Regions from separate parts of the Homo sapiens genome. Here region 2 is linked to region 1. Evidence: chromatin loops called from intact Hi-C (ENCODE). Cell type or tissue: heart right ventricle. All regions are shown on one strand. Each heading gives the region's core, and the rest is flanking DNA. Links, peaks and the distances in the headings are about the cores only.

Region 1 (16,693 bases), core at 4,461-12,460:
GAATATCTACCTAGCATATGAGTCTTTGGTTTGGCTCAAACCATATGACTCATTGGTTTGGCAATGAGTCTTTAGATACAACAGCAAAGCCATGATCCACAAAAGAAAAATTAAGTTGGACTTTACTAAAATTTAAAATGTCTGCTTTGCAAAAGACAGAATAGACGGTTAAAGAGTCAGGTAAGAGAATGAAAAGAAGTCACAGACTGGGAAGAAATATTTGCAAACTATATCTGATAAAGGTGTATCAAGATATACAAAGAACACTTAAAATTCAATAGTAAATAACCCAATTAAAATATGAGTGATGGATCCAACAGACATCTCACTAAAGACATTACGTATGGCATATAAGCATAGGAAAAAATGTTCAACATCATCAGTCACTAAGGAATTGCAAATTAAAACCTCACTGAATTACCACTACATAACTATTAGAAGGGCTAATATCTAAAAAACTGATAATACCGAATACTGACTAGGATATGGGGCAACCAGAAATCTCACTCATTGCTGATGAAAGTTTATAGCAGCTTTCTTAATAATCACTGAAGAGTGTCAGCAACCAAGATGTTATTCAATAGGTGAGTGGATAAATAAACTGTGATACCCCCATAGAATAAAATGTTATTCGGGGATTTTAAAATGAGCTATCAAAATACAAAACAAAATGAAGGAAACTTAAATTCACATTGCTAAGTGAAAGAAGCATGTCTGAAAATATTATATACTGTTTGCCCAATAGTTGACATTCTGGAAAAGGCAAAATAATAGAGACATAAAAAAGATTAGAGGTTGCCAAGGATTCTAGAGGAAGGTTGAAGAGGTGAAACAGGAGATTTTTAGGGTGGTGTAACTATTCTGTATAATACTGTGATGTTGGATACATGATTTTATGCATTTATCAAAACCCAAAGAGCTTTACAGTACAAAGATTGAACATTAATGTATGCAAAGTAAAAAAAAAACAAATCATTTAGGGGGTTGGGGAGCCCAGATGGCATCCAGACTGTGATAAGAGAATATATTATAAATGTATGAAACAATCTGACTGAAGGGAATAGGAGCAAGAGATGTGGACCTAAGTATCTTTGGAAATGAAAGGTGTCTGTAAGATTTAAGGCAGAAGGAAATGGGCATAAGCACTCCATTCTAGCTGACAACCTTTTTTCTGTGGAGATATAGGTTAACAGCTCTAATACTGGTACATATGCTCCTGGAATTGAACAGTTAACCAAAGGGATAGCAGGTCATGAGAGCCAGATTTTTCACTGTTGAAGTGGGAATTTACAGATAAGCAAGGGTAGGAGGCTAGGATAATCCACATGGTTATAAATTAGTTTGAGACATCAGTATATACTCATATTTAGCTTAATATAGATACCGACGGACATTGCCTTAGTCCATGTGAGTTGCCTATAACAAAATACAATAAACTGGGTGGCTTATAGGTAACGGAAATTTCTCTCACAGTTTGGGAGGCTGGGAAATCTAAGATTAAGGCACTAGTATGGCCAGGTTATGGATGAGAGCCCTTTTCCCAGATGCAGACATCTCACTATGTCCTCACGTGGTGAAAGGGGCAAGGCAGCTCTCTCGGGGCCCTCTTTTACAAGGTCATTAATTCCATTCATGAGGGCTCTGTTCTCACAATCTAATCAGCTCCCAAAGGCCCCACCCTCTAATACCATCACTGTGGTGATTAGTATTTAACATATGAATATGCGGAGGGAAACATTCAGACCATAGCAGCTACATATAAATATAACACATTTGTATACACACATGATCTTTCTTGCTTTGTTGGCTGAAAGGCTTAGAAGCAATGACGCCCAGTGGCAAAGACCACACCTAATAGCCCAAGGTCTGAGCTGAGCTGCTTGCCCATCACTCCAACAGAGCCATTGCCGCCTTTCCTGCCTTGCTTTCCTTAAGCTACCTGGTTAATGTTTACAATACAGCAATAAAAATAAAATGGCTTTGTGTTCCTCCTCCCTAACAAAACTTGATATTAAAGTGAAATTTTCAGTATTTCATCCAAAGATATTCTGGGACTTTTATCCACTAAGATATCAATGATGGAATCACTAGTTTTGAGCTGGATAAAAGAATGAAGTTCTCAATATCTTTAAATCATACTACTTCCAAATTTTATAGATCTTACTTTGGTTTCAGGATAAATTTGATAAAATACACTACATATCAAATGTTGGGCCAGACATAAATATTGAATAATAAGTATAATATTTTAAAATGAAATCGCAACATAGTAGGAGGAATGATAGCACTACTACCTATATTTTATTAAACTCGCTATGTTTATTAGTATATACTTATATATTTACACATGACTTCAAAAAATAAGCAAGTAAAGAAATCTATGCAGTAATAATTATCCAGAAGCAACTTTTGCAGTGCTAGTACTAGCATTCCATTTTCATTGTTAGAGTGAACTTATTACATACACAATCACTCTAAATTCTTGCACAAATTCTATTCTTATAATTATTCATACTATTTATTTTTTAAATAATTAAAACCAAGCACTTATGGCCTTAATACTCACAAGCCCTGTATAATATAGTGCCATTATTTCCATCTCCAATTTACTGATTAAGGCATTAGTGTGATTACATGATGATCACATGGTTTATCAATGGTAGAAATGGCATTAAAACACACATCTAATGTCAAAGCCCAGGAATTTTACCTTTCCTCCATGCTGTCACCATAACTTATAACCAGTGTCTTTAGTAATTAGTGTTCTGATATACAGAGGAAGAAAGGAAGAAAGGAAAGAAGAAAGAAAGAAGAAAGAGAAAGAAAGGAAGGAAAGAAAGAAAGAAAGAAGAAAGAAAAAGAAAGAAAGAAAGAAGAAAGAAAAAGAAAGAAAGAGAAAGAAAGGGAAAGAAAGAATAAAGGGAAGGAAAAGAGAAAGAGGAGGGAAGGAAGGAAGGAAAGGAAGGAAGGAAAGGGAAAAGAAAGAGAGAAAGAGGGAGGAAAGGGGAAGCAGGGCAGAAAGAAGGAGGAAGAAAGGAATAAGAGAAGGAAAGAAACTTATTTGTATGTGTTGTTTTTCATATTACTCCCTGCTATCTGGTTTTTTACAAATGTGAATTGTTTGTAATAATGCGTTCAGCAGAGGTGAACTTTCGCCTAGTTCCATTTGAATAAACACAAATGCTATATTTTATTCCTGGATTCACCACTGACTCATTGCATTTAATTGGATAAAGGCACTTCAATTTTGGGAGCCTCAAATTTGACTTCAATAAAATAAGGAGGTTGTACTGTATCTAATGTCTGAGGTCACCTCACATTTTAAAAAGTTGAAGTTCATTCTAACTCTATATAGACTTAGGTTTCTCCTTTAGTGGATATGATACATCATTGAATTGAGATCATCTGATGGGGAAAATTTTGAGGTTATTACTCTTCTAGCATTAAGTCTCCGTGTACTTTTGCAAGGAGTCTCGCAGTGCCTCCAGATTCCATCTGCGTCCCTATTGATGCAAGATGCAGGGACCAGGAGAGGGCAGTAGAACTCTACCAATGAAAACGAAATGCTTGCGCTAGCACTGCACAAGTGGCTTCTGGATAATTATTATTGCACAAATTTCTTTACTTGCTTATTTTTTTAAAAAGTCATGTGTAAGCATATAGATATATGTGTCCTCAGTGAGTAGAAATTAGTTATGATGATTATTATAAATATTTGCTACATCAAATATTTATAATATAATCATAGCTAATTTCTAATTACTAAAATAGTAATTAGAAAAATAGAAATTAATAGTAAAATAGAAATTAAAATACTAATAACTAAAAACAAAAATTAAAAATATTTATCCAACTTGCTGTTGTAGAACTCTATAAAAATGAGTTCCTTTTTAAAGAAATCAAATTATTTCAGTTACGAGATAATAAAATTGATTGTTTTCATCAAATAAGGAAATAAGAATGTTCATAATTGTAAAAGAAATAAAATTCAAAACTACATTACCTCTTGCTAGGAATTTTTTTTAAGTTTTTCTATTATTTTATATCATCTGTGAAGAACAAAAATTAATGAGGGAGCAAAAATAAACCATCTTAGGGCTATATCTCAGAGAACTAGTTAACTCTGTAATGGTGTCGCGTGTAAATTTGGGGAAATAATTTTTTTATTTAATTTTATTTTTTATTTTACAGCCTTATTGAGATATAATTTACATACAATAAAATCTAAACATTTTCAATAATTGTATTCACCCAAGTAAAAAGTTATGGGCTGTTTCTATCACCCCAGAATGTTCCTACCTGCTCCTTTACAAAATAGATTTATAGTTCTGAAATTTTATATAGATGGAATTATACGATGCATACTCTTTTGTGACTGGTTTCTTTTGCTATTTATATATGTCGTATCGTGTTGAGTTAGTACCTACGTATGACTGAAGAAAATTTCTTTATATAAATATACCACAATTGGTTTATCCATTCACCTGTTGTTTAATATTTGGACTGTTTCAGTTTGAGGTATTATGAATCAAGGTGCTAGGAGTATTTATGCCAGGATCATTTATTTTGGTTGGACATAGATTTTCATATCTTTTGGATAAATACCTAGAAGTGGAATCACTGGGTCTTGTTGAAAGAGCTCATCAACTGTGTTAGAAACTGCCTGGTTGTGTTATATAAGTACTTGTACCACTTTTCATCCCCACCAGCAGTGCATTAGAATTCCAGTTGCCCCACATTCTCACAGACACTTGGTATTGACAGTTATTTTATTTTTAGCCATTCTAGAATGTGTTAGTGGCATTTCATCATGTAACGAAATTACACTGATTTCATTGTAGTTCTTTGACTAATGATGCTATATAACTTTTCATTTTGGCTATTTGTTTACCTTCTTTTGTGAAGTGTTTCTTCAAGTCATTTGCATAGTTTTTTTTTTTTAATTTGGGCTACTTGTGTTTTTATTGAACTGTAGGAGTTCATTATGTATTGTGTATACATGCTCACACGTAAGTATTGTGAATTTTAAAATATATATTTCAGATACAAGTTCTTTGTAATGAATACTTTCTCCCTATCTGATATCATAACTTTCCATTTTCTTAAAACCATCTTTATAAGAACATGAATTAATATATTTGGTACAGTACACATCATAAAATTTTTCTTTTTTGGTTCTTGATCTTTGGTGGTCTGATCTAAAAAATCTGCTTAGTCTATTGTCATAAATATTTCTTCCTATGTTTTCTTTTTGAAGATTTAGACTTTGGGGTATTAACATTTAGTACCGTGAACTATTTTGAATTAATTTTTGTGTAGGCTGTGAAGTAACAGCTGAAGTGTATTTTTCTCCATATGGATAGCCCGTCGTTCTAAAACCATCTGTTGAAAAGATTGTTCTTTCTCCTTCAATTATTGTGGCACCTTGTCAAAAAAAATCAATAGATTCCGTGTTGGTCTATTTCGGCCCTATCTATTTTGTTCCAGTGATCTTTATTTTTATCCTTATACCAACATGAAGCTGTCTTAATTATGTAGCTTTATAGCAGAGGTTCTTACCCGGGGGAGATTTAGACTCCAGGGAATATTTGGCAATGCCTGGAAACATTTTTAGTTATCACAATTAGAGGGTGTGGCGGATACTACTGGCATCTAGTGGATAGAGGCCAATGATGCTGCCCACCATCCTGCAATGCACAGGGTAGTTCCCACAAGAAAGAATGATCTAGCCCTAACATCAATAGTGTCTAGGTTGAGAAACCCTGATTCATAGGAACTTTTAAAATCAGTTAGTGCAAAGTCTCCAACATTGTTCATTTTCAAAATTCTTTTGGCTGTTTTAGGCTTATTGCATTTTCATATAAATTTAAATCAACTTGTGCATTTCCAAAAAAGAAAAAGAAAACAAAGTGAAATTTAAATAGAGATTTTGTTAAATCTGTAGATCAGTTTAGGCAGAACTGACATACTAATCAGATGGAATCTTCAATCAAAGAACATGATGTCTGTGTGTGTGTGTGTGTGTATGTGTGTGTGTGTGTGTAAAGAATACATATATATGTATATATACATATGGAGAGATACATCATTCTTTGGTTGAGATAAATTAAAGAGGTATATATACACTTTAATTTATCTCAACCAAATAAATTTAGCTTGTAATGTACAAGCTTTACAGATATTTTATTAAATGATACTAAATATTTCAACTTTTCCATGCTACTTAGGGCATATTTTCTTTTACATTATTTCATTCATAAATAGTTACAATATTCCTACAGAGTAAAATACAATTCCCTTTTTGGATTGACCTTGTATCATTTGACTATACTAAATTCACTTTTTGTTTCTGAAAAATTTTAAGTATAGTTCTCAGGTTTTAAAATGTTTTCTGAATATCAAGATTGGATATTTTTTCAATCTCTTCATTTATTGTTTCTTTCCCTTGCTATATACTACATTAGCTAAAGCCCCTCATTCCTATTGATCATGAATAGAACTGATTATCTTATTCTTGAGCTTAGGAGAAAACACTTGATATTTCACCATGAAATATGACATTAGCTGTAATTTTTCCATAAATATGATAAATTATAATGATTTATTTCAGAATGTTAGACCAAATATGCATCTCTGGGTCACAATGTGTTATCATTTTTACATAGTATTAAATTTAGTTTTCTAAAATATTGTTAAGGGCTTTGTGTCTATGTTTATGAGATCTGCAGTTTTCCTGTAATGTTTTGGTCTGCCCTGGCATCAAGATAATGCTAGCTTCAAAAAAATTAGTTACAAGTATTTTATTTTCCTTTGTTTTTGCATGGGTTTGTGTAAGATTGGTAGTATTTCTTCCTGAAATGTCTATTAGAATTCAACAGTGAAGTCATCCTGGTCTGGAGTTTTCCTTGTAGGAGGGTGTTACTTGTGAATTTGATCGCATACATATACTATTTAGATTTTCTACTGCTTATTTATATGTTTGATTATTTTAATCTTTTATTTGTCCATTTCAAGTTATAAAATTTATTGGGATAAATGTTTTCATAATTTTCTGTGACAAAGAGTTTGACTTTATGTTTTTTAATTTGAGTGCTGACAACTTTTAAACCTCACCTCTCTATCTTTCCTTTATGTCTCCCATCTGGGAGAAAACCAATATGAAGGCCTTTATGCCCTCTCTTTTGATACCAAAGAGAGTTCCAAATCATGCAAACCCCTGCCTGCACAAGGGAATCCCAGCCCCATCCACAACCACAATAAAAACTCCAAGTCAACCTCCTTTTCCTGATCAATGAAACCATTTTCAGATAACTTGGATGCCTGCTGTGATCTCCCCCAAAAGCCTTGTTATATATAAGCAATAAGCATTTTCATAACTTCTTGGTGTATATGTTGGCAAAATCAGTCTTGATATCCAAAAAACATTTTGTGGAATGATGTGTCCTGATTCTGAAGAGTGGTTATAATACATTTACTGACTATTTTTAATGCCTATTGAATTTCTAATGATGTCCAGTTTTTCTTTTTTTACTCCTGGGCTCAAGTGATCCTCCCACCTCAGCCTCCCGAGTAGCTGAGACACAGGTGTGGACCACTGCAGCTGGCAGATGTCATTTTAAAAATCCTCACACTGATAATTCTTCTTAATTGGTCTACCCAGAGATTTATCAATTTTATTGCTCTTTGTAAAAGACAACTTTTGGGATTTATTTTCTGTATTAATTGCCTTTTTATGAGTTAACTGCCCACCTTTTTCTTTTATTATTTCCTGCATTTTTTTTTACTTTGAGTTTACATTGTACTTTCTTTTTTTTCACTATTTAAGAAGTAATCTTAATCTTTAATTTTAGGTTTTTCTCTTTTCTGACAAAAGCAATTATAGTATTATAGTTCCTCTATGTTCTGCATTAGCATTATCTCACAGATTTGATTATATTGCATATTAAATTCATTCCATTCAAAATATTTTCTAATTAACTGTAAAATTTTAGAGCCATGGGTAGGTAAGTCAGAAGTTAAACAGGAACAGCTGTTTAATTTTAAAATATTTGAATATTTCCAATATAGGTTTCAAAATATTTTGTTACAAAAATATGTTTAATACTATTTAAATTTATTGAGAACTTTTTATGCCCCTTCATATGGCCTGTCTAGGTAAATGTTCCAGATGCACTTGAAAAGCATGTGTACTCATCTCTTGTTAATTAAGTATTTTATATATCTCAACTAGTTCCAGGTGGTTGATAGTACTGTTTAAATCTCCTGTATCTTCACTGATTTTTCGTCTACATGCTCATCAGCTGCTGAGAGGAGAGTGTTGAAATCTCCAACCATAATTGTGGATCCTTCTATATGCCCTTTCATTTATGTCTAAATACATTTTTTCTTTCATGTATTTTGAAGCTCTGCTATTGGGTTCATGTCTTTTTAAGACTGTTGGTTTGTCTTGATGAACTGAACTTTTTATCATCATGAAATATATCTCTTTGTGTCAGGTACTTCTTATCCTGAAACCCACAGTGTCGGATATAATATAACTACTTCACCTTTGTATGTCTAGTGTATGTATGTCTCTTTTTTTTTTTAACCAGGCTTTTACTTTTAACCTATCTGAGTCTTTAAACAATATTTCAAATATGTTTCTTATAGATGGTGTATAGTTATATCTTGTATTTTTATAACCAGCTAAAAATTTCTGCCTTATAATTTCAGAATTAAGACCATTTATGCTTAATATAATTACTAATATGATTGGGATTAACCATACTATTTTGCTGCTGCTTTTTCACTTATCATATACATTATTTTTTTCTTTTTCTTTTTCTATTTTTCTGAGTACTTTCGGATTGAGTGTTTTTAGTTTTCTCTTTTATCTTCTCTATTGAGTCATTAGCTACGATGTTTTATTATCTTAGTGATTACTCTAGAATTTATAATATTAATCTTTAACTTGGTAGTCCATCTTCAAATTATGTTTTATTCTTTCATCTATAATGTGGAAACTTCCAACAGTATTCATAAATCATTTCTTTCCTTTATGCTAATGTTGTCATAAACCTTTATAGCTATATAATTTATAAAATCCACAATACATTACATTCATTTTTGCTTTATGGAGTCAATTGTTTTTTAACAATTTTAAAATAAAACCCTTGCTGTATTTATCATTTGGATATTTTTATTTCCTTTTGTAGATTAGAGTTTTTGTATGATATGCTTCTCCTTCAACCTTATATTACAGGCAGTTTTGTTACTTGTGGATCTGCTTGAGGCTAAGATTCAATGTTAGGCTTTATTAGGGCATATCTGGAACAGCCTTTACTCCAGAACTAATTTAGCATCAAATTGTAACCATTGGGGGCTGTCTGCTGAACACCCTGTGTATTTAACTAGCTTTTTCTACTCAACTCAATAATCACTCAGTCCTTTGAAAGCCATTGTAATTATTGCACTTAGAGTTTTCTGGTAGTTGTTCTTTCCCTGCTAGTTGTTTTTTTGCCTGGCTTCATGGTGTCTCATATGACAAAACGCTGCTTAGAATTTAGCCAAGGCTTCAAGGAGAAACTTACAGATTTTTTGAACTCTCTTTTCCATAATCACCTACTCTGTGTTACTCTCTCCTAGCAACACCCACCAATGCAACCTCCCTGAATGCCAGTCACTGTCTCCTCAACTCACTGAGAGTGACGTGCTCTGCTTGGTTTGCCCTCCACTACAATATGGTTATAGGTGCCCCCAGGGGGAAATATAAGGAAAACATGGCTCTCTTTTTTTCTTCCCCTTTTCTCAAGGATAACAGTCCTGCTCTTCATATTGTCCATTATCAAAATATGGTTGTTTCATATATTTTGTCCACCCGTATTTCAACATAGGCATTAGGAGGTGGGACCTTTGAGGGGTCATGAGTGTAGAACCTTCATGAATGGGATTAATGCCCTTATAAGAGAGACCCCAATGAGCCTCTCACCCTTTTTCTACGATATGAGGACACTACAAGAAGTGGGTACTCTGCAGCCCAGAAGATCACCCTCACCAGAACTTGACCATGCTGGCACCTGATCATGGCACTTCCACCCTCCAGAACTCTGAGAAATAAATTTCATTGTTTATGAGCCATCCAGTCTATGGTAATTTGTTATAGCAGCTGGAACTGATGAAGACAGGATTATCCAAAATATCTGTTCTATACATGGACATTTAAACTTGATAAACACAATTGTGAGCTTCTTTTTCATTGATTAAAATAATAAAGTTTTTTTATTTAAAAAGTTACGTTGATGCTAAGATGAATGGAAAGTTATAAGCTTTCATAATCAATAATGAACTAATCTGGTGCTTTCATCTAGCAATTGAGATTGTACTACATGTAGAACCTTCATATTTAAAAGTAGTTTTAACTGCTTCAATTAGTTCAGGCTACAGATATTCTGAGGCAAATAAAAAACCTTGGATATTGCATCAAGATATAGGATATCATCAGTATATGCCTTTGCTTTTTGCATGTATATAATATCTTAGGCTATTGTAGGAATATCAGGTAAAAAAACTTGGGAAAAATTAAAGCTTATAATAATCTGAAAAGACTTATCTGGATTCTTATAAACTGTTTCCCACTTTTTCTGTCTTTTGTCTGTGGAGCCTCTGAGATCAGAGCCCCTTCTTTGGTTGCTTCTTGAATTATACATAGTGTAGGTATACTGATGTCCAGATCAGCTATAATATGAAACTTCTAAAAATAACTCCTGTGCAGTAAATTTTATCTGGTAATTCTATTTGAAAAGTAGACTCCTACCTATTTATTACATTTGCAGGGTTTGTGTAAGGGAAAAAATTGTGTTGTTCTCATAATAGCAATCTCAAAGTAATAATTGTATGTTGGCAGAAAAGGATTTAGAATTGTAAAAATTTTCAGTATTTGAATGGTTTATGTAAACCAAGGCAAAGAATGTTTACTTCTCCTGAAGGGTTTTACCTGTTACTCTACACATTCAAAGCTTTCTTTTACTATCTTCTGGGCCAAGCATACATTTTTACTTTAAGCAAAACTATATTTTGTTCCATTTTATTATTACTACACCATTACTATTACGGTTGTTTATGAGCCATCCAAAGTCAATTTGCTTAATTTCATGAGTTTTAGATAATTTGAAAGTTTAGTTTTGAGGACTCTAATGTTCTGTGGTAGTTGGATTAATAAAATATTTAACACCCATATTAATGAGAAAGATGTATTAATGTCCATCTCAATTTACAGATATTTCCCCTTGGGAGTTTAGAAGAAAACAGAATTGTGGAACACTAGTCTCTCCCTTGGAGTGAAATCATAGGGCAGCGTTTGGATAGTCACCCACCACTTCTTAGCAAGTGTGGAACGTTCTTTCTTCTAACAGTACTTCTTTTGTCATTTCTACTTGTGTCTCTTCCTAGGTTCTCAATTCTAAGGATCAGAGAATCTTTTGGTTTTATTTTTGTTTTGGGAGCTGGTGGTTCTATCTAGCTGGTAGCCATAATTGATTTTAATTTTTAGCTTGTTTACTTTACCTGTGGCTCATTGAAAATGTCAGCAAATGCTGGAGTGCATCTAGCAGTTTCCTACTATAATTTTAGATGTAAACCTTGTTATTAAAAAAAAAAGAAAACAGAAAAAAAACCCTCCATTTACTTTGTTTCTTCTATCTACTTCAGAATATTATCTGAAAATGTATCATCTAATTGTAAAATCTCCTCTGATTCAGCTCTATTTTGTTTATAACTTTGGATCTTTGTCCAATTTACTTTAAGGGAGAGAATTCTGAAATGGCCTTATATATGAAATATATTTTAAATATTTTTTTTTTGCTCTTTCAAGAATATTTTTAAAATCATGCACAGCTGTGTTACTAAAATTTCTTCCTAGTGTTTTTCATCTTATTAATTCTTATTATATTTCCTTATCTGAGAGGATGACTGTTAACTTGCTGATACATAGCTGGTGGCACCTAAAGCAATTCTGATTTTTTTTTTTCAGAAAATTTCTGCCTAAATTCCTGAGGTTCAAAAGGAAAACTTAATTTATGAACTCCAAATTGGTTCTAGATCAAAGTTTATATTCAGCTTCTATAGATGAGCCTTCTGGTCTTATAATTTCAAGGGCATATTGTGCAATGCAATTGTTCTTTTTCTGAGAAAAAAATGCTGAGGAAAAGATAGCACATGTGAACAGTTAGAATAAGAAGCAAAAGGATGTAAGCATAGAGAAGAAATTCAAGGAAAGTATATTTCAGAAGATTTGAGCAGGAATGAACTAGAGAGTTTTTTAAACAAGCTATTCTGGAGTCAATGTTTGGTTTTGTGGCTTTGGATATTAATTAAAATACTGATAATTGCATATTTAATATTATTAATTTTTTCTTTTTCTGAATTTCTTAAAAATGTAATTATGAAATATTAAAATTATTCAAAATGATAAATTAAAAATTTTTTAAAACATTCACCAAAGAAGACACAACAGCTGTGAATATAATACAAATTTATGAAAGATTCACAGATTTTGCCAGGAAGATGTTGCAGTTTTGATTTGGACAAACCCATAATAAACAAAAAAGAACCTCTAAAATCTGTTACATCTGTGTTTTTATAAATGATGTTCTGCATTACCCAACCCAAGCCAAGGCCAGGAAGAGGTGGTGCAACAATGACCCAATAATCACTGGCCTGGAAATGTGAAGTAGAGTGACCTTGTACACAAATTGACATGACAGCAAGTCTCTTCATGATTTTGGAGGTGAGCCAAGACACAATTTGATCAAACATCTCAGTATAAATTACCTGTAGCATAATGGGGCTGCAACAGTGATACTTTTAGGCTGGTTTGGACTACATTGGAGGTTTATCCAACTGATACCTCCATCCATTTTCTAGGAACCACTCCCTGACTCAAGTCACCAGAAACAAGACAATCCATATAAAGCCATGACACAAATCTTTCTCACTAAGAGAAAGACAAAAATAAAAAGCAAGCCAAGTCGCTGAAGTCAGCATGTTAGTGGCAAAAATATTTAACAAATAGTGCACCACCAAACCAAAGCATCTAATATACTAATACTACTTAGCAACAAATTATAACAACATAAATTTTGTAATAAGAGCTCAATGAAATAAGTTAGAGTTGAGATCATGTTGAACCAGTTGCACCTGGCAGGAAATCTGAAGGACAAAGGAAACTGGCGTACAAAAGGGCTGGGTAGATTTATTGGTCAAAGATACTATATTACCCTGTTGGAGAAAACTACATTGTTAAAAAAAAAAAAAGAGAGACCTCTATTCAAAACTCAAATCAATAAGCTTGATTTATTGCTGATGGAAGTGAAAAAAAAAAAAAGAGCTACGTTGATCAGATGAAGCCTCACTGAGCATTGCAAACTACTAATTTTACATAGGGTGCTGGGGAAGAGCTTGAGATTGATTCAGGTTGTGTTTATATGGGAGCAAGAATGGATTGATATCAGCTGTAGAATCATATTTTGTGTTAATTGTAGAGGCAGGGTGGGTTGTCAATCTTAGAAGCCTAGTTTATTATTTTTCAAAATAGTTGTTCCATGTCAGCCTTAGAAACATGTTCGCTGGAGTGAGTTGACTGTCAGTGGGGTGACTTTCAAGGCATGAGTTAGTACTAACTGACTGGTCTTCAGGGACATGTTCACTGAAGCAAATTGTCATTGCTCAATTGGACAGATTTAAATCTAGTTCTGAGTTTTACTTGTTACCTTGGCTATGGAACATTGGTTGATTAGACAGGTATAAAACAAGTCCTGGTAGTTATTTTCCCCATAGCAATAACATAATTTGTCTTTTGTTAACATTTTTTGAAAATGTCAACATTATACATAAAAACCCATCCAATTTTTGTATTTCTACAGGTCCCAGATAATAATTAGGAAAACAAATCAGGACCGAAACTCCAGAGAGGTAAGAATAAGAATCAGTAATAGAATTGAATACTTATATATCAGGCAGTGTTCTAAACACTGTACATGTATTACCTAATGCAATTCTCATAGAAACCCTAAGAGATAGCTATTAGCAACATTTTTCTACATGTGATATGACTGGACCACAGAAAAGCTAAACAATTTGAACAGGTTCTCATAGCCATAAATGGTAGAAGTCAGGATTCAAACTTGGAAGGTTTAAAACCAGAGCCTCTTTTCTTATCCACTTGAGAATAGGGACTATTTTAGTTCGTGACGCAAACTAAAGAGGTAGTCTCTCCTCTTTTTCCCAATCTCTCTCTCACACATACAAACACACACACACACCCATGCATGCACAAAGGCCCCTTAATTGTTAAGGTAATTAAAATATCAAAGTCACTCAATATTATGGCTAAAATCTATATATTCACTACTCATATGAGACAAGTATTTAATCATAGTAATATCAACTTTTAATAAAATATTTACTTAATGAATATTGTGTTTCAGATGTTCCATTAGGTACTTTATGTATACTACTCCAATTCTCTATACCTTTAGGAGTTAAATATTATAATAACCATGTTTGTTCATGAAATGAACTATAGATAACTTGGCCAAAGCCATCCATAGCTCGAAAAAGGAAAACCCAGATTTACTATGTTTTGTCATTCATCACTTGGCTGTATGCTCAGCGGGAACCAGGGTGGTTTCTATCTTGTTTAATGCTTTATCCCCAGAATCCAGCATATATGTTCTTCCACAGTAGTACCCCATACTATAAAAATAGTATGTTCTCAATTAACAAAGATTAAATGAATAAAAGTGTCCCAAACTCTTGTTTTTCACTAATTACTAATGTTGTTTTCACTAATTTCACTAATTACTGATTCTATGAATAGGATAATGATTATGAAGAAAAATGCAAAAGTACAATCTCTTGAGCTGAAGAAAAAAATACAGAGTAAACATGCTCCTCATAAGAATACTGTCTAAATCGAATGACCAACAAGACTGATTTGATGTTTGGTTGCAGAGATACTAGTCAAGTTTATTTTAATTCTTCCATTGTATTTTATTTATGTAAAAATATAATAATTCAATGGCTCCTCCTTGCATATAGAATCCAGTTTCCCCTGCAGCATGGCTTCTAGCCTGGCCTTTCTAACTTTGTACCTCTAGCACTACAGCAGTCCTCTAATTCCTAGAATGCACTGATATATTTGTGCATGTGATTTTTCCTTCTGAGATACTCTCCTCCACATTCCTCTCAGATCTCTCCTTCCCATCCTGCAGATTACATGCTAAATATTCTCCCATTTGTCATGTATTTTTAAAATAGACTTTATTTTTTAGAGCAGTTTTAAGTTCATAGCCAAACTGAGATTTCCCATATACTCCCTGCCCCCACACATGCCTAGCCTCCCTCATTACCAACATCCTTCACCAGAGTGGAACAATTATTATGGATGATGAACCTACACTGACACATCCTTGTCACCGAAGGACCATTGTTTACCTTAAGGTTCATCCTGGTGTACATCCCATGAGTAAGTCATTTTTCCCACTTCATTTTACACCTTGTTATTTCTTCTAATTATTTCTCCTCCTCCCGCTCCTTCTTTCAGTTTTCACTTCTGAGATGTTTGCTGCACTTAATACTGGATTGAGTAAATTTATTATATACATTATTGAGTTGAATAAATGAAGAAGACTAGAGCTATATACTATAAATCTGAGAGATGTCAGTACCTATAAGTAAGACTAAATGGCCCTAATTGAGTTGATTGGAAGAATTCAGGAGACAGGGAGGCAAGAATTCAGTCTCATCTTTTTATAGGATTAGTAAGAAATAAAATAAAATGGTAAAAATATTGCTGTATTGGTATTGTCTACCTTCAATTGGATTTCAATATTACAAATTAGTTTTTTAAGATGCAAATTTACTGATTTATCTTTGCTGGTCAAAATCTATTAGCCACCCTTAGCTCTAAGATAGAGGTTTTTGGTGTTTATTTGTTTGTTTTTGAGCTTAAACAACAGGAATTTATTCTCTCACAGTTCTGAGGACTAAAAGCTAAAATAAAGTTTTAATTTCTTAACTCATGTAGAAGCTTTTCCTATTTGATCTTTATCCTCTCCCTCAACATGCATATTGTCATTCATTTTTTGTATTTAAACAATATCAGGCAGCACAGAGTTATTTGGGCTAAATAAACGTGCTCACTTTTCAGTAGAGTTAATTTTGCATGGAAGCTTCTTCAATGAATGCTCAGTTACTAAATGATTCATTTGTTAAATCACTCCTAATATTATTCCCCTGCTGATAAACCCACTCCTACATTAATAATCTTTTAAGCAGATCTTCATTGTACTATCATTGTTGATTTCCATGCCTCTTTCTGCTGCAAACTCCCTGAGTGGATTGGTGTGTGTGTGTGTGTGTGTATGCATTCTCAGCTCTTGCTATGATAATCTGACAGTCTCTAGGCGTACAATAAATACATTTTTATACATGGGTGAATTTAGATATTTCATAATTACATATTTGTTTTGTTCTGATGAACTTATTTTTCTTAGCGTATTGATCTTAAGCTTCCACAGATTAATAACTGACAAATAACCTTGATTTAAAATAACTCATACATTTTGAAAATTAGTCGATTGGGATTTTTCATTGTATGTACTATATACCTATTTATCTATAAATTGAATGGTTTTAATCTTTCAGTAAATATTTA
Region 2 (16,693 bases), core at 3,131-11,130, 580 kb after region 1:
CTCACTTCCTAGATGGGGTGGCAGCCAGGAAGAGGCACTCCTCACTTCCTAGACGGGGTGGCGGCCGGGCAGAGGCTGCGATCTCAGCACTTTGGGAGGCCAAGGCAGGCGGCTGGGAGGTGGGGGTTGTAGCAAGCCGAGATCACGCCACTGCACTCCAGCCTGGGCAACATTGAGCACTGAGTGAGCGAGACTCCGTCTGCAATCCCGGCACCTCGGGAGGCCGAGGCGGGCAGATCACTCGAGGTCAGGAGCTGGAGACCAGCCCGGCCAACACTGCGAAACCCCGTCTCCACCAAAAAATACGAAAACCAGTCAGGCGTGGCGGCGTGTGCCTGCAATCCCAGGCACTCGGCAGGCTGAGGCAGGAGAATCAGGCAGGGAGGTTGCAGTGAGCCGAGATCGCGGCAATACAGTCCAGCCTCAGCAACAGAGGGAGACCGTGGAAAGCCGGAGAGGGAGACAGAAGAGAGGGGAGAGGGGAGAGGAACCACAAGAAATATTTGAAGATATAATGCTCAAGAACTTCCCAAAATTCATGAAACACCACAAACCACAGATTCAAGAATCTCAGATACCCTCAAGCAGAAAAATACCAAGAAATACAGACCTAGGGAATTACTACTAAACTGCTAAAAATTGAGGACACAGAAAATCTTCCATCAGCCTGAAAAAAAGGAAATATTTATACAGGGGCCAAAAATAAGAATTAGACCTTCCTCTTGTCAGAAACAATAAAAGCCACAACGATAGAGTAATATCATTAAAGGTATATTAGTCTGTTCTCACACTGCTGTAAAGAACTACCTGAGACTGGGTGATTTATGAAGAAAACAGGTTTAATTGGCTTCTGGCTCCACATGGCTGACAAACCCTCAGGAAACTTACAATCATGGCGGAAGGTGAAGGGGAAGCAAGGTGTGTCATATATGGTGGCAAGAGGAAGGGGGAAGTGCCATACTTTTAAACCGTCGGATCTCATGAGAACTCACTCACTATCACGAGAACAGCGTGGGGAAAACTGCCCCCATGATCCAATCACCTTCCACCAAGTCTCTCCCTTGATATACGAGGGTCACAACTCAAGATGACATTTGGGTTGGGACACAGAGCCAAATGATATCAAAAGGTAATGAAGGAAGAAAAATTATCAAACCAGAATTTTATATTCAGTGAAAATATCCATCAAAAATGAGGTTGAAATAAAGACAAAGGTTTAAACAATGCATCTCCATTAGACTTCACTAGAATGCAAAAAAGTAGAAATATTTAGGGTCTTGATAAGTATTTGTTAAAACTGATTAAATGGTATACTGAAGGTATGAAGAGGTCACTGTAAGTAAATTACAACTCAATTAAATTTTCGAAAAGTGGAAACTTACAAAATAAGTATTCGCTGCATATATAGGCATTCTTTTTCAATTCGTAACAGCAAAACATATTGCAAATATCATTTCCTTAGATCCCATTTCAGCTAGGACACTACCCAAATGATAATGCGGCTAAAGAATATAATAGCCTATACTTAGCATTACAGTAAGTAGTACAGCATAACTAGAAAGTGTTGTAATGCAAAAAAAAAAAAAAATTCCTAGGACCAATGGCAGTGGAAGTAAAAATAATAACTAGTTTTCCCTAAAGCTGGTATCCTGCCATTAATGAAATATGTTTATCCATTAGAGTAGGGAAAATGTGCCAGTAAGAACTCATCTGGTAGCTATATTCCCCATTACAAAATCAGAACATAAAAAACACGAACATTATAATGGAAACAAAACAAAAAGAGCAAAGGACAAAAAGAGAATGCACATGAGGGAAAATTCAAATAATAAAGTTATGAAAAAAATTCAACCTCATTAATCATCAAAGAAAGTCAAATTATTATGAAAACAAGAGGCCTTTGGGACCCATTCAGATGTGCCAAACTTTTTCGAAGCCTGGTACATGTGCTGGAAGACTGAAACTCCCATGCTTTGCTGGGCCAGATTGCAAGTTGGCAAAAGCTTCCTAGAAAGCAAACTGGCAGGCCGGGTGTGTTGGCTTACACCTGTAATCCCAGCACTCTGGGAGGCCGAGGAGGGTGGATCACCTGAAGTCAGGAGTTCGAGACCAGACCGACCAACACGGTGAAACCCCGTCTCTATTAAAAATACAAAAATTAGCTAGGCATGGTGGCACATGCCTGTAATCCCAGCTACTCGAGAAGCTGAGGCAGGAAAATCGCTAGAACCCGGGAGGAGGAGGTTGCAGTGAGACAACATCACGCCATTGCACTCCATCCTGAGTGACAAGACCGAAACTCCATCTCCAAAAAAAAAAGCAAACTGACAATGTGAATTATGATTTTTAAAAATATTCACAGACCAGCCCGGGTAACAACAAATACAAAAATCTGCCTGGTGTGGTGGTGCATGCCTGTAGTCCCAACTCCTCAGGAGGCCAAGGCAGAAGGACTGCTTGAACCTGGAAGGTCAAGGCTGCCATGAGCTACGATTGCACGACTGCACTCCAGCCTGGGTGACAGAGTGAGACTATGTCTCAAAAATATTTTTTCCCACAGACTTTAACCCAGTAATTATACTTCTGAGTCTATTAGAAAAGATAATAGAGATACACAATATTTTTATTTAAAATTTTCAGTGTAATATAGTAATACTACAGTAGTACTTATTTTATTTATTTTATGAAAAATGAGGAACTTATCATTGCAAATGTCTGATTATCAGAGAATAGTTAAATCAAGTGTGTTCAACCTGCAGCCCATGCAGCCCAACACAAATTTGTAAACTTTCTGAAAACATTATGAGACTTTTTTTCCAATTTTTTTTTTCTTAGCTCGTCAGCTGTCATTAGTGTTAGTACATTTCATGTGGAGCCTAAGACAATTCTTCCAATGTGGCCCAGGGAAGCCAAAAGATTGCACACTCCTGAGTTAGATAATAAGATAGCTAAATAATGGAACTGCATGTAACCATTAAAGCAATTATGTTTCAAATAAGTTTAATGATATGTATAATGCTCATGAAACTTTGTTATGTAAAAAAGGCCCCCAAAACACTGAACATAGGTTTAACAAAATATATACACATATGTTATATATGTGTATACATTATACATTATAAATTATCCTGATTACATAATATATATACACATAGGTATATATGTTTAATGATATGTATAATGCTCATTAAACTGTATATTTGTATTATATATGATATTGTATACATATGTATACATATATGTATTATATATAATACATATTATAATAATATATAATATATACATATTATATGTGTATATATTATACATACATATATGAGTGTGTGTATGTGTAGAACTGGAGGAAAATACAGAAAAATATTAACAATGATAGGATAATTGGTGATTTTTATTTTCTTCTTAATCTTCTCTATTTTCTAAATTTCTGTATCTTGTACTAAATAATAAATTTAAAAGTTTTGAAAAAATATACCTTAAGTGTAAATCAAATGGATATCCCTATTCATAATAGCAACAAAACTACAAAATATCTTTTAAAAATGTAAACAGAAATGTGAAGATCTATATATATAATTAACATATGTGAAAAATAAAAACTTTATTCATTTGACAAATATTTACCTTCTATATGCTTGAAAATATGGAAAATAGGCATAAGTGGTACAGCAGTGAACAAGGTCATGTCCTTCATGACAATATTCTCGTGAAAGATTTAATATTGCAAAAGAAGTTGATTAGAGATTAATTCTGCCTATGATAATGTTTCAATTTAGTGGGATTCCAAACAAACTCTCAAGTTTATTGGGGAATGTAGAGAAACTTGAAAAAATGTTTTTGAGGTTAATATGAAAAAATATTACAGAAATAACCAAGATATGACCTTCATACATTGCTGAGAGGAGTATGAATTACTATATACTTTTTCTAAAGTAATGTTGCCTCCATAAATGTATACAACTATTATTTGTCAATTAAAAATAAAATAAAAAATTTTTTTTTGAGAGGGCGTCTTGCTCTGTTGCCCAGGCTGGAGGGCCACGGCGCGTTCTCAGCTCACTGCCACCTCTGCCTCCTGGGTTCAAGCGATTATCCTGCCTCAGCCTCCTGAGAAGAGTAGCTGGGATTACAGGCGTGTGCCACCATGCTTGGCTAATTTTTGTATTTTTAGTAGAGACGGGGTTTCACCGTGTTGGCTAGGCTGGTCTTGAACCTCTGACCTTAGATGATCCACCCCCTCGGCCTCCCAAAGTGCTGGGATTGCAGACGTGAGCCACCGCGCCTGGCCAAATAAAATAAATTTTAAGTAATGTGGCAATATTTATCAATCAAAACATAAAATATACTTTTTTACCCCCAAAATCCCACTTTAGGTTATGTATTATACAATAATTAATTAGTACTTTATCATTTTATTTACTATTAATTATTTTCTTATTTATTATGTAATCAGGATGTCTAAGAACTAGGAAAAGCGTTGAATATATTGTGAAAAATCTACGTAGCTACTAAAAATGACTATATTAATGACTACTGCAGAGGTACATTCACAACATATTTTTAAAAAGGAAAACAAGTTACAGATTAACGTACACAGTATAAACCAATTTTTATTGTAAAAAACAACAACAAAACCTCTCTTTTTCCAAAACATAGAAAAAAAAGCTCTAATAATTCAATAAGAAAAATAGAAATGGCAAAACTGACAAATTTGGAAAGAAAGAGCTCTAATTAGTTTTAAAATTTTAATGCCCAAATTTACAAAAGTAGTAACAGGAAACACAAAACAATGTGTCTAAGTGTCATAATTGGAAGAAAAAATGTTTTTAAGACAAATATGTGAGGTATACAACAATAAGTAGCAAAACCATACTCAGTTATATTTAAAATAAGTAATCAGAATACTGAGCCTGGGACTAGTTCTGACAGTGTGAAAGGCTAAGAAGACAGAGATCATAATTCTTAGTGATCAAAGGGGGAGGGATTCATTGGAATCCCTCTTCTTGACTGGGATGCTGAAGGGCTGCATTCTCAGAATTAGGATGGGTAAGTAGGAAACAACGCCTTGTGGAAACTAAAGTTAACGGTCAAATCATTTCAGTTTCCGAAATTGAATTGAGAAGATCCTAGAATAACAGTGGCCCCAGATGCCTAGGAGAAGAAAACTTTATAGAGAAAAATAACATTCTCCTTGGCCTAGAATTGTTTCTAGAAAAAATACTTTATAATTACAATGTCTAGTAAATAATTTTTTCAAAACATACAGGATACAAGACATATGAATGAAAACCAGCAGAAACAACGGAGTAGAGAAACATTCCCACAGGAACTTCTTATATCAGAAATATCAAACATAGACTTGAAAATAACTATACTTCTTTTTCCCAAGCAGATCAAGAACAGAATTGAACATTTCAGGAGAAAACTGAAATCTATGAAAAGAACCAAATGGAAACATAAACCTGAAAAACAGAATAACCCAAATTTAAAATTTAATGGAGAGGTTTTAATAGCAGATTAGACAAAGCTCAAAAGAGAATTTGGAAGATATATCAGAAAGAAATATCAAAACACACACACACACGGAGGGACAAATAATGGAAATTTCAGAAGAAGGCAGGAGACATAGGATATTATGAGAAAGCCTGAAATAGGAATAATCAAATTCCCAGAAGGAGATGAGAGAAAGAATGAGGCAGAAGAAATATTTGAAGAGGCGATAGCTGGAAACTTTCAAAATTCATTTTTAAAAATTAATATGCTGATTTAGAAGGCAGCATAAACCCCAAGTAGGATAAGTACAAAGAAATATATGCACTCTGGAGCACAATTTATTAAACTCCTGAAAGCCAAAAAGGGCAGGAACATTTTTAAAGCAAAGAAAAAAGACAGAACCTTCAAAAACCAGTAAGAATGAAAACTGAAATCTCAACAGAAACAATGGAATAAACTCAAAATTCTGAAAGACCACCAACACAGAATTCTCTACCAATAGGAAATCTCCTTTCAGAAAGATGAGAAAAAGAAAAATAAGAGAGAGACAGAGAATTCCCCGATATTTTCTTCTAAATCTTTTAAAGATTCAGGTCTTTAATCTACCTGGAAATGTTTTTTGTGCATGGCATGAAGTAATATTCATTTCATTTTTCATACCCATCATCTCAGCACAACTCCGAAAAATATATCCTTTCCCTACTAAGTGGCCATTAACCCTCTCTTATAAATCAAGTACCCATGTATGTATGGGTTTATTCCTGAGTTCTTTTTTTCATTCCACTGATCGATTTGTTTATTTCCATCACCACACTGACTTAACTACTGTGATCACACATTATTCATCAAAAAATCTTAGCTAATCTGCATCTTGGCACTTCCACATAAATATTAGAATCAGCTTGTGAAATTTCAACAACAACAACAACAACAAAACCTATTGAAAGTTTGATTCTTCCAATCCTTGAACATGACAAATGCCTCATTTTATTAAGATCTTTTATGTCTTTCAATGTAATTTCATATTTTTTTCATAAAGATCTTGGCTGAAGCTTGTAAGGCTTATTTCTAGGTGCTTGATATTTTTCCCATGATTGTAAATGGCATTTTAAATTTCACTTATTAACTGTTTGTTGTTGATTTCTAGAAAAACAATTTATGTTTAACTGATTTTATACCCAGCAATCTTTAAATGCTATCTTATAAACTCTGACAATTTAGCTTTGAATTAGGGGGAATTTTTCTAGATACACAATTAAATCATCTTCAAATAATAGCAGTTGTCTTTCTTCTTTCCTATCCTTATAAAATGTATTTATTTTTCTTGCCTCACTAACCTCAGATTACAGTACAATGTCAAAATACCCTTGTTTTATTCCCAATCATATTCAGAATGTTTTCAATATTTCACCATCTAGAATTATATTTAGAACAGTTTTTTTCCAGATACCCTTTATCAGGAATATGCCTTCAATTCCCAATTTGCTAAGAGTTTTTGCCACAATTGGATGTTGAATTTTGTCAAATGCCTTTTCTTTCTCATCGAAATGGTTGTCTGACTTTTTAATCTGTTAGTATGGGGAATTGCACTAATTGATTTCCTAATGCTAAACCCAACTTACATTTACAAAAAAAAAAAAAAATCTCAACTTGGTCATGAAGTTTTTTCAAATACAATGTTACGTTTGGTTTACTAATATTTTGTTTAAGAATCTGGCATCTATGTTTATGAATGAGACTAATCAGTCATTCTCATTCCTTATATTCTCTTTGTCAGGTTTTTGTATGAGGGTTATGCTAGAATCAACAAATGAGTAACTGATTTCCCCTTTTTTATATGCCTTGGAATAATTTGCAGAGTATTTTAATTACTACTGTTTTAGGAGTTTAGGAAAACTCTTCAGTTAAAAAACAAATGTGGTCCTTGAGGTTTCTTTGTAGGAAGAATTTTTTTTTTTTTTTTTTTTTTTTTTGCTACTGGCTCAGTATCTTTAATGGTTATATTACTATTCAAACATTTGTTTAAAAATAAATAATACTTAAGAAGATTCAGCCACTACTCTATTGGGTCCATAATTTGGGACATCTGAACACTATAAGATTGAAATGCTTTTATTTTTCTCCCGTTTTACAGGCTAAAACTAATCTAAGGCAATCCTTTTGCCAAGACACCTGTATCACAAGGGGCTCAGGTTACGCTTGCAAAAGAGAAGCAAGTAAGAAGTGTTGCCACGTTTCTCTTGGCTCGAGTAGCCACTCCTGATAAGCTGCCATGTAGCATATGATGATGCATTACCGGGTCCTTATGCCTGCCGCTGCAGTAGTTACAAGAAATATATATGGTTTTCTTTTCATAGTGATATACCCGAATCTTGCCAATGAAAAGGCATTTTTTGCCCACATTGGGCATCATCATCTCTTTCTCACAGTTTATACCTTTACAAGAAAATTCCCCTCTACCACATAAGATGCTTTTCAAATGCTATTTCTATTGTTCTGAAAATATTTTTCTCACCCTCTCCCTCATTCTGATATGACTACTCCACTACATTAACGCAGCTTTATGCATAGCTCAAGGTAGGGAGGGTGACAACGCTCTCTGGTTTTTACTTTACCCAAATCATTTCATATGTTTCACATTTATGGAGGTTGGACTCAATCACTCATTCAATGTTTCTAAAGCTCTGCTATGTTCTGGTGCCAGAGCCCATAATTACCATAAAACAGGTTGATTTCAGGCCGAATTGCACTGGAAAATGACATTTTGAATTTTTATTGGCACTTTGAAGAGAACATATTCTTCTCTAGTTATTGTACTTTTAACAGAAATGGTCTTTCCATATGGACTATAAGAAAAAATATCTAAAATTTAAGATTCGTTCCCTTCTCTTATAATTTTTATTAGCATTTTAAGCAAGTTCAGTGCCCATCAGACCTAGTTCTAGTTATTTTTATTGATGCCATATAGACAATTCATAATCAAAACCATCAGCAAAACTGCTATGTCTCCTCTGCTTCTGCCAGAAAATTGGCAGAAAATCCTAATTTAAAGCTCACAGGAAAAACCCAGAGGAAGCATGCAGAAATCCTTTACGCTATATTTCCCAGCAATAGAATATTTTCCTACCTTTGAAAACTCAATTAAATTTTACTTCACCAAAAGTGTGAAAACCAGGTGGAACCTAAGAATATCATCCTCAGTCTGGTTATCCTTATAAAAATAACACTGTGGATATTTTACAACAAATAGTATTAATCCCTTCTGACTGTCCTAGCAAAATGTTACATCAGAAACCATGAATATGAAATACTGATTTTCCCTTTAAGCATGAAAAAAGAAAGTTGACTAGTGCACAAATCTTTCTGCTCTGTGTACTTCATCAAGAAAATTGTTATTTTGTCTCCCAATATGGTATGGTTGCCCTTATGTTACAAACTCTCCTGGGTGGCTGTTCCTATAAGAGAGGCTTAAGTAAGTTCAGCCACACAATTTTCAAAAGAATACCCCTCAAGTGACCACTTAAGCCCCTAGCTTCCCCTAGGCTTCATCCAGCCTGTGAGCACATCTGAGGTTGACTTTACGTTTCTCCAGAGAAGCCCAGTTACTGTTTCTTTGTGGGCTTAGAAAGAAAAGCAGTTGGTTTCATTTTTCTTTTACTTGTGTTAGATTAATATTATTCTAACTAGGCCATTCTCTCAAGAGGCTTGAGTTGAAGAAAAGTAAAATATGAAGGCTCCCGGCAGCAGCACCGACTTTTGTAAACTTGAGACATATCTCAGTTTTGCTTGGTTCTGTCAGGGCCAAAGCTTCTTCTACACCTTGTTTTACTACCATGTCAGATTGGTACAAATAGAAACACAAAGCAATTCAAAACACTAAGCGGAGTTCAGAATTATTTCAGCAGGCTGGTTAGAAAACTGCGTTGCAGGGAGTCTTCAGGGTTTCTCCGAATGTCTGGTGAAGTCAATTCTCCAAATTCACTTAGAGGGTTAATGGCCCCACCAGGTCTAGAAGCCAGTTCTCCCATCTCCCTATACCATGTCCACATTATGCTACAATCCTTAGGTGTTAAGTTTCACAAACCAAAGCCAATATCCTGCTGCCATCAGATGTGGGGCTGGATTCACATGAAAGAATAGGCTTAGCGGTGTAAGTTTAGAGATACACAGGTGAAAATTGCAGCCACTGACTTTCCCAGGAGAAAAAAAAATCTGAAGAGAGTGCATTTAATATGAAAAGTATAAGATTAAAGATTGTAGTACCAATAATTTGTGAGTAAATTTGAAGGCCCAAGATGCATGGTGATTTGAAATTTTGCCAAGACCGAAAGATTAACTGTCCTGTAAGCCAAGCCTCAAGCCTTACATGCATAGCTCAGCACAGATTTTTTGCTGTCTGTTCCTTAGCTGCACATAGTAATGCTCATAGAGTGATATTTTTAAAAAAGTTTATAAAGAAAAATGGCCTAGAAGAGAAAGTGGGAATTAGATGCATGAATGAGGAAATAAAGCAAAAGCAAGAATATCTAAAAAGGATGCTCTGTAGATTAAATATTAGGTAAAGTGCATCTCTTGAACTTGAACAGGTCCATAGCATTTGATCAATTAACCAAAAAAAAAAAAAGTATTCTTTGAGTTCTTAACACATACCCGGGCTAAATCTTGGAGAGACAGTTGTCAATACCTAAGACACAGTTTATATCCTCAATGAGGTACAAACGAATATGAAATGAGATGACTATTATAAAAGAAGTAAAAGGTGCCTTACTAAAAGACATCTTAATGTCACTAAGTGGCCTGACATTGTCCTAAAGGTCAGAGAGCACCTACCCGAATGGATGACACTGAAACTAAGACTTGTAATCTACATGGAAATAATTCATTAATTATTTTGGCAAATGTTTCAGTCAGTCCAAAAACTGTATTCTATGGATAAAATAGTATGCTTTTGAGGTCTTAGCAAAGTTAAGTGATCTCAATCTCCTGGAACTATTTAACTCTCAAGAATGTTAATGATATAAGAATCATACTGACTGTTGATGACTGAGAATCACCCCTGTTAAGATGTGGGATGATTAAGAGAAATCTGGCTGGAGAGGTGAGAGGAGGTGAACAATTGCATAAAAAGCCACAAGATGTTAAGAAGGATAAGGAAAAAGAAAGGAGGGTTTTATGAGGGAGCTTCAGAAGAGTGGTGTGAGTGGAGGGGAGGAGGCAGACGTGCCTGCAGTGATTGAAGAGCATTTATGGGGACCAGAAATGGAGGGTGCAAATATCTTCACGCTTGCCAAGTTGTCACAGGTGTCTGCCCTTCCTCACTTCAGGAAATTCCTGCTTCCTACTTCTCTCAAGAAATTGTTTTTAATAGGAGGAAGAGAAGAGGAACACTCTTGTGTACCTTTCCTTGAACATCACCACCAACTGACTCTAAACATTGGCCTATCCTAAACATTTAACATTTTATTTATTCGACATTTACTTCTCACAATCAGATGCTTTTAGATAGACAGCAAGCCAGAGAAAATATTTGTGGCTCTGAATTATTGATAATTAAATGAATAAAATCACTACTAGTCAGGGCTATTCAAAGAAAACTTACTTCTATAGAGCCATGTAAGAACGCTGTCTTCAAAGTCAAGCCCACTCTCCTCTCCCCCTATCTCCACGTGGCCCCATGGCTCGCCAGGCTCCATCGTGTCTGCCATTTACATTCTCTCTGCTGAAAAACACTTCAGGTTCCCTTACCTACATAAAGATGAGCATGCCTGAGCTTGTGCTAAAGAGCCCTCCACAGTACAGTCCCAGGTAGCCAACTTTCCAAAATTACCTTTTAAAAACCTTCCACTTCTGCCCAGTCACCTACTCCCTATTTTTCATGTGTTTTCCTCCTGAATGAAAGCTAATGTTCTTCCTCATATGTTCAGATTTCTCTCGGATGCCTTGGCCTTATGCCCTCCATTTCACCGTAATTGAGAGAATATAAAGTATTTGTTACAGTGCCTGGTAATAGTTGGTACTCAAAACATTTTCTTTCCTTTCCTCCCTCCAGTAGATATTTATTAATGAACTGTGAAATGAGTGATTATCTAGTTTCTATTGCATCCGGTATGTGTCTTGCATGATTACTTTTTGATTGCTTAACCTTCTTCTGATGTCATCTTCCTTTTTTTTCTCTTTTTGATTTTAGATCTAAGTTCCTAGAAGTATAAAGTCTGTTTACTGATGTTGTAAAGCCAGCACCTTGAACTTTTAGTCACCCCATAAATACTTCTGGATCATGATAGCTCATTTTCCTTAAATGAGTCACTATATACAATATATCCAATTAATTGAACTATGAATTTATTATGTATCACAGGATTAGCAGACAAATAAGTCAAAGGATTAAATTTATGCCATCCATATAAAATTGATTCCACAAGAAAATATACTTTTTACCTCTTTTTTAAATCAACGCTATCTTTCAATAACTTTCCTGTTTCATCCTATTTTGTCACAATGAAAATTATATCTGGGCTTCAAAAGAGATCTCAAACTGTTGAAAGTTATCATTTTTTAAATGTAATATTAAATACAATTTGTGGAATGCAAAATAGCTATCTCTTCTCCAGTTTAAGCAAATGCTGTTTTCAACACAATGAAATTATGCCTCCATGTAATATATTCCTCATATATAAAAAATATATTTCTCACATATTGTATATATATTATAATCTCCACCTTTTAACTTTCCAATAAGTTCCATTTCCAACAAACATATGTAACACTGTGGTCTTATTTCTCTAAGTAGCTACATAATAATGACATAAACATTCCTAACCCATGTTTATCATAGAATAGCACCATTTTTCACACTAAAAATAACTGCTAGTAAAGTTGTGCAAAACTCACTGATTGCTTCCAAAACTTTTTGTCAATTTTAAACTGTTTTTAAAACAGTTTAAAACAGTTTTAAAATTTAAAAAAATTTTAAACTGTTTTTAAAACTCTGTTTCATGGCCATAAAGTTTTGAACCAAAGACGTCTCAAAAGAAACTGAAACCATGTGAATCAGAGAAGATGGGAACAAGAATAATGAAAGTTGACTGATGTGAAACCCACAAATCTCTCATAGTTTTAACCAAAAAACCATATAAGATGACTGTGCTTTCCTCTTTTCCAACTCCTCCCTCCCCACTGCTTTCCCGCCATCACACACGCCCCTGCCCATACCTTGTGCTATTTTATATAATTGTTATTAGACTGAAAATTCTTATATTTTTCCCACCTCTTGAGAAAATGAAGAAACACTAGCCACCTGGTCTAATAATTACCAGCTCAAACATTGTCTTTTGTGGACAGCATTCAATTATTATTTATTAATTCTACTAACTTCTACTAAGGAGATGAATCTGTCTTAAGTATTAGGGAACTCTGCTTGTATCCATACATCACTACAAACCAGTTGATTAAAAAAAATTTCAAATACTGAGTCAGCTATTTTGTCTATGTAAGTGAGATGAAAGTGGATTTTAGTTTCAGGGAAAGGTTTTGTTTTGCTTTCTACTCTTTTCTTTTCTATTTCATTGAATTTACCCAGAATTGGGATGCCATGTAGACAACAAGAACTACGCAGCTCCTTTAAGGTCACACAAATAACTGATGGTAGGCAGATAGCAGGACAATCACAAGTACAGGGGTTGGGGAGACTGCTTTACTCATGGCACTGTATAACAGAAAGAAATAAGAACCGAAAATATTATCCTCAAGGAATTTAATTGGGAAGATAGAGGACATAAAACCATGGTAAGTTTAACCCTATTATTTCTTGTCTGCTCAACCTGGGCTAGTCCTATCACCTCTGTGAGCTTTCACATAAACTTTACCTATAGAAGTAATACAGTGGGATTTAATCAACTCTAAGGGTAGCTGAGAGGTAGGACCAGGACTAGGATGCAAAATATTAAGGGGTGCCAGAAAATGCAGTAATCAATAAGAGCTTAATGTGATTTTGTTTCTAACCAATAAACTATGCCCCGGGGGCTAGATGCTTGTTTTTAAACTAAGTTTCATTGGAACCAGGGCCAGGATTAGGGTGAGGTGAATGAGACAGAATTGTTCAAGTGCAGAGTAGGTCTTGTCTTTATTTAAAATTTTGATAAGATGTTCATCGTGGATTTTTTGCATTAATTTTGATTTTTTAAATATTTCATTAAAATTTCATTATTGAGGTATTTGAAACCCCCTTAAATTGGGTCTCCAAGCTGAGTGCCTCACTCAGCTCACTCTAATCTAAGCTCTACGAGGCTCTAAGAAAAACAAAAAATAAGAAACTAGGACATTGTACAAGATATACATAATAAATTATTGAAACTACTAGCCAGCAAGTAGCTTTAATATTTAATAGATATTAAATTTTATTTTAAATATACGAATCTCACAAAAAGCCAAATACTATAAAAACCCAAAGCAGGAAAGCCATCACTGTAGGCAAGTAGAAATTTTCATACAAGAATGACAAATCCACCAGCTAGTTCTTGGGTTTTTGTGTTGGTTTTTGTTCTCTGTTTTTCATTTGTTTGTTTTTTGGTTTTTTGGTGTTTTTTTTGGGGGGGGGGTATTTTTTGTTTATTTATTTATTTATTTATTTTGCCTTCTCATTGGTATGACTGCAGTATGTTTAGTGTGACTGTTCCATTTCATAGACAAATCTTTGAAATACAGACTGGGCCGGGCATGGTGGCTCACGCCTATAATCCTAACACTTTGGGAGGCCAAGCCAGGTGGATTACCTGAGGTCAGGAGTTTGAGACCAGCCTGGCCAACATGATGAAAACCCATTTCTACTAAAAATACAAAAATTAGTCAGGCATAGTGGCGCACACCCGTAGTCCAAGCAAAGGTTGCAGTGAGCCGAGATTATGCCACTGCACTCCAGCCAGGGCAACAGAGTGAGACTCTATCTCAAAAAATAAAAATAAATAAATAAGTAAAATAAAATAAAAGGGGGAAAAAAAGAAAATGCAGATTGGAACCCCTCGGTTCCAAATGTTTATATACTGAGAAGTATAACCTGCTTAGAAAGGTAAATATAGATTCAATATATTCAAGTATATTTTCACCACAATTTCTTGCCCTTCTTAAAAGGTAAATACTTTCTTGACTCCTTGTAAACACCTGATTTCTCTGGTTTTGCCTCTATCTTGAGTTAGCTTTCCCTACTCTGCATAGGTGCTGTTTCACAGGCCATTCCCATAAAACTGGTCCAAAGAAAAGGCAATAAAGTTGTAAAATCTAGGGCCTAACATACAGATGTGTCCAGTTCAAACTGGAAGAGTGGGGAGTTTGTGAGATTTGAGATTCAGAGTTCTTGAGAACACTTTCTTCATTTCCCCTCTACATATGCAAGGCCCCAACTGAAATAACTTTTTACTTATTTAAATCACCTTGGTTATCTTATCAATGATGCCCATAGACGAATGGGCTTTAAAGAAGGATTTGTCTTCAACATCTTCTAAAAGACATGTTTTGTAGCAAAGGGATGCAAAATCCCCACAACTATCCAAAGGCATTTGAAAGTTTGCCTTCAAAACACAGCATTATTATATTATACGTAAGAAATGAGAAAAAGAAGAAAAGGAAGGGAAGATAACACTTTTTTTTTTTTTTTGAGATGGAGTCTTGCTCTGTTGCCAGGCTGGAGTGCAGTGGCACGATCTCGGCTCACTGCAACCTCCGCCTCCTGGGTTCAAGTGCTTCCCCTGCCTCAGCCTCCTGAGTAGCTGGGACTAGAGGCGCACGCCACCATGCCCAGCTAATTTTTTGCATTTTAGTAGAGACGGGGTTTCACCATGTTGGCCAGGATCGTCTCGATCTCTTAACCTCGTGATCCGCCCACATCAGCCTCCCAAAGTGCTGAGATTACAGGCATGAGTCACCATGCCTGGCCAAGATAACACTTTTTTTGCAGAGACTTGGCCTTATCCACACATATACTCACACACACATGCACACCTGGCTTAGATCCTGAGTTCACTTTATTGACAACAAATTAGCACACTGTTTTTCACCATATCCTATAATGCCATGAGTATCTATTTATAAAATCTTAAGGAAAAAAAGCTCCTTTGAGACCAGGGCCTTCACCTTTCATCTTTGTATCTCCAGGACTTGTCACACAGTAGGCTTCATATAATGGAATTAATGAATGAATAACTGAGCATCCTTGGTATCTTAGTAAACAAAGATAGTTGTCTTTCCCCCAAAATCCAAATTTAGCAGCACAAAACTGCTTGCTTGTATAGATCCTCCCAATGGCTGTTTGCTTCTCGTCCTCCCAATACCTAGGGCACATGAGAAAGCTAAAAGCAAGCATAAGGCCAAAGTGCTCTAAGGTAGGGAAATAAGATCCTTGGACCAAATTCAGCCCAATGTTTGTATTTTGTAAATCATGTTTTACTGGAACACATTCAGCCACGTTGTTTTTATATTGTCTATATCTGCTTTCATGTTGAGTAATTGCTACAAACACCACATGGCCTGCTGAGTCTAAAATATCTCCTACCTGGCCCTTTACAGAAAAAGTTTACCAATCCTTGGTCTAAGGTCATTCACCTTAATGACAATAAGACCAACTCATCTGGAGTTCATCACTTCCCCCTTACAAACTCCACTTAGTAATAGGTCAGCGCATTCATCTAGGACTATCATCCAATTCTGGACTCCATATATTATTCCTAGCAACTATGGCCAAATACTCCACAGCATTCACAAAATAAACTCAGTGTTATCATCAACCACACAGGCAAACTTTCTTCAACATCCTCCTGTGGTCTGAAATCTAGAGACCTGGTTTTTTGGAAGTGAGATCAGAGAAAGACAGTCCTTGAACCCTGATGGATGAGATCCCATCAGGTTCTGTTAAGAACTAACATAACAGCAAAACTCTGGGTTTCATAATAATGAACTCAAAAGGAATATATAATCTAGAAGACAGGTTTTACTGGAAAAATGTGAGTATTTTTAGGAACCATACAGGAACAAATGGTCATCAAAGGAGACACAAGACCCAAAAATTTCAGATCAAGATGACTGCATGAGATGTGGCCACTTCCATCCCATATTTATGAAATAATTCCACAGATTGTTATGTTGTAATCTGCATTCTTTTATTTTCTTTGTTTCCTAGCCACTTTCTTTCCTCTTTTGCTCATCTAAAGTTATC

The links. A loop is a pair of places that touch in the nucleus more often than their neighbours do. Peaks named below come from ENCODE experiments on the same cell type or tissue, not always from the same donor. Only the 100,000 strongest peaks of a DNase experiment are listed, where the experiment ranks them.
Region 2: it touches region 1 in a loop (7-fold over the local background); 14 of 110 quality-filtered maps call a loop at or near these places.

The regions. Positions count from the first base shown.
Region 1 is chr4:124,249,246-124,265,938 of GRCh38, reverse strand. The region is part of intron 3 of LOC105377406 (a long non-coding RNA gene); the gene reads right to left. It overlaps LOC105377407 (a long non-coding RNA gene), which reads left to right and starts at 13,759. Exons shown (of 5, transcript XR_939176.3): 1 at 13,759-13,947. In heart right ventricle, for the core only: no CTCF peak of the experiment used is centred there; no DNase peak of the experiment used is centred there.
Region 2 is chr4:123,668,103-123,684,795 of GRCh38, reverse strand. The region is part of intron 3 of LINC01091 (long intergenic non-protein coding RNA 1091); the gene reads right to left. Among named protein-coding and RNA genes, the nearest start is that of LINC01091, 26 kb to the right of the region's middle. In heart right ventricle, for the core only: no CTCF peak of the experiment used is centred there; no DNase peak of the experiment used is centred there; H3K27ac peaks cover 2,345 bases.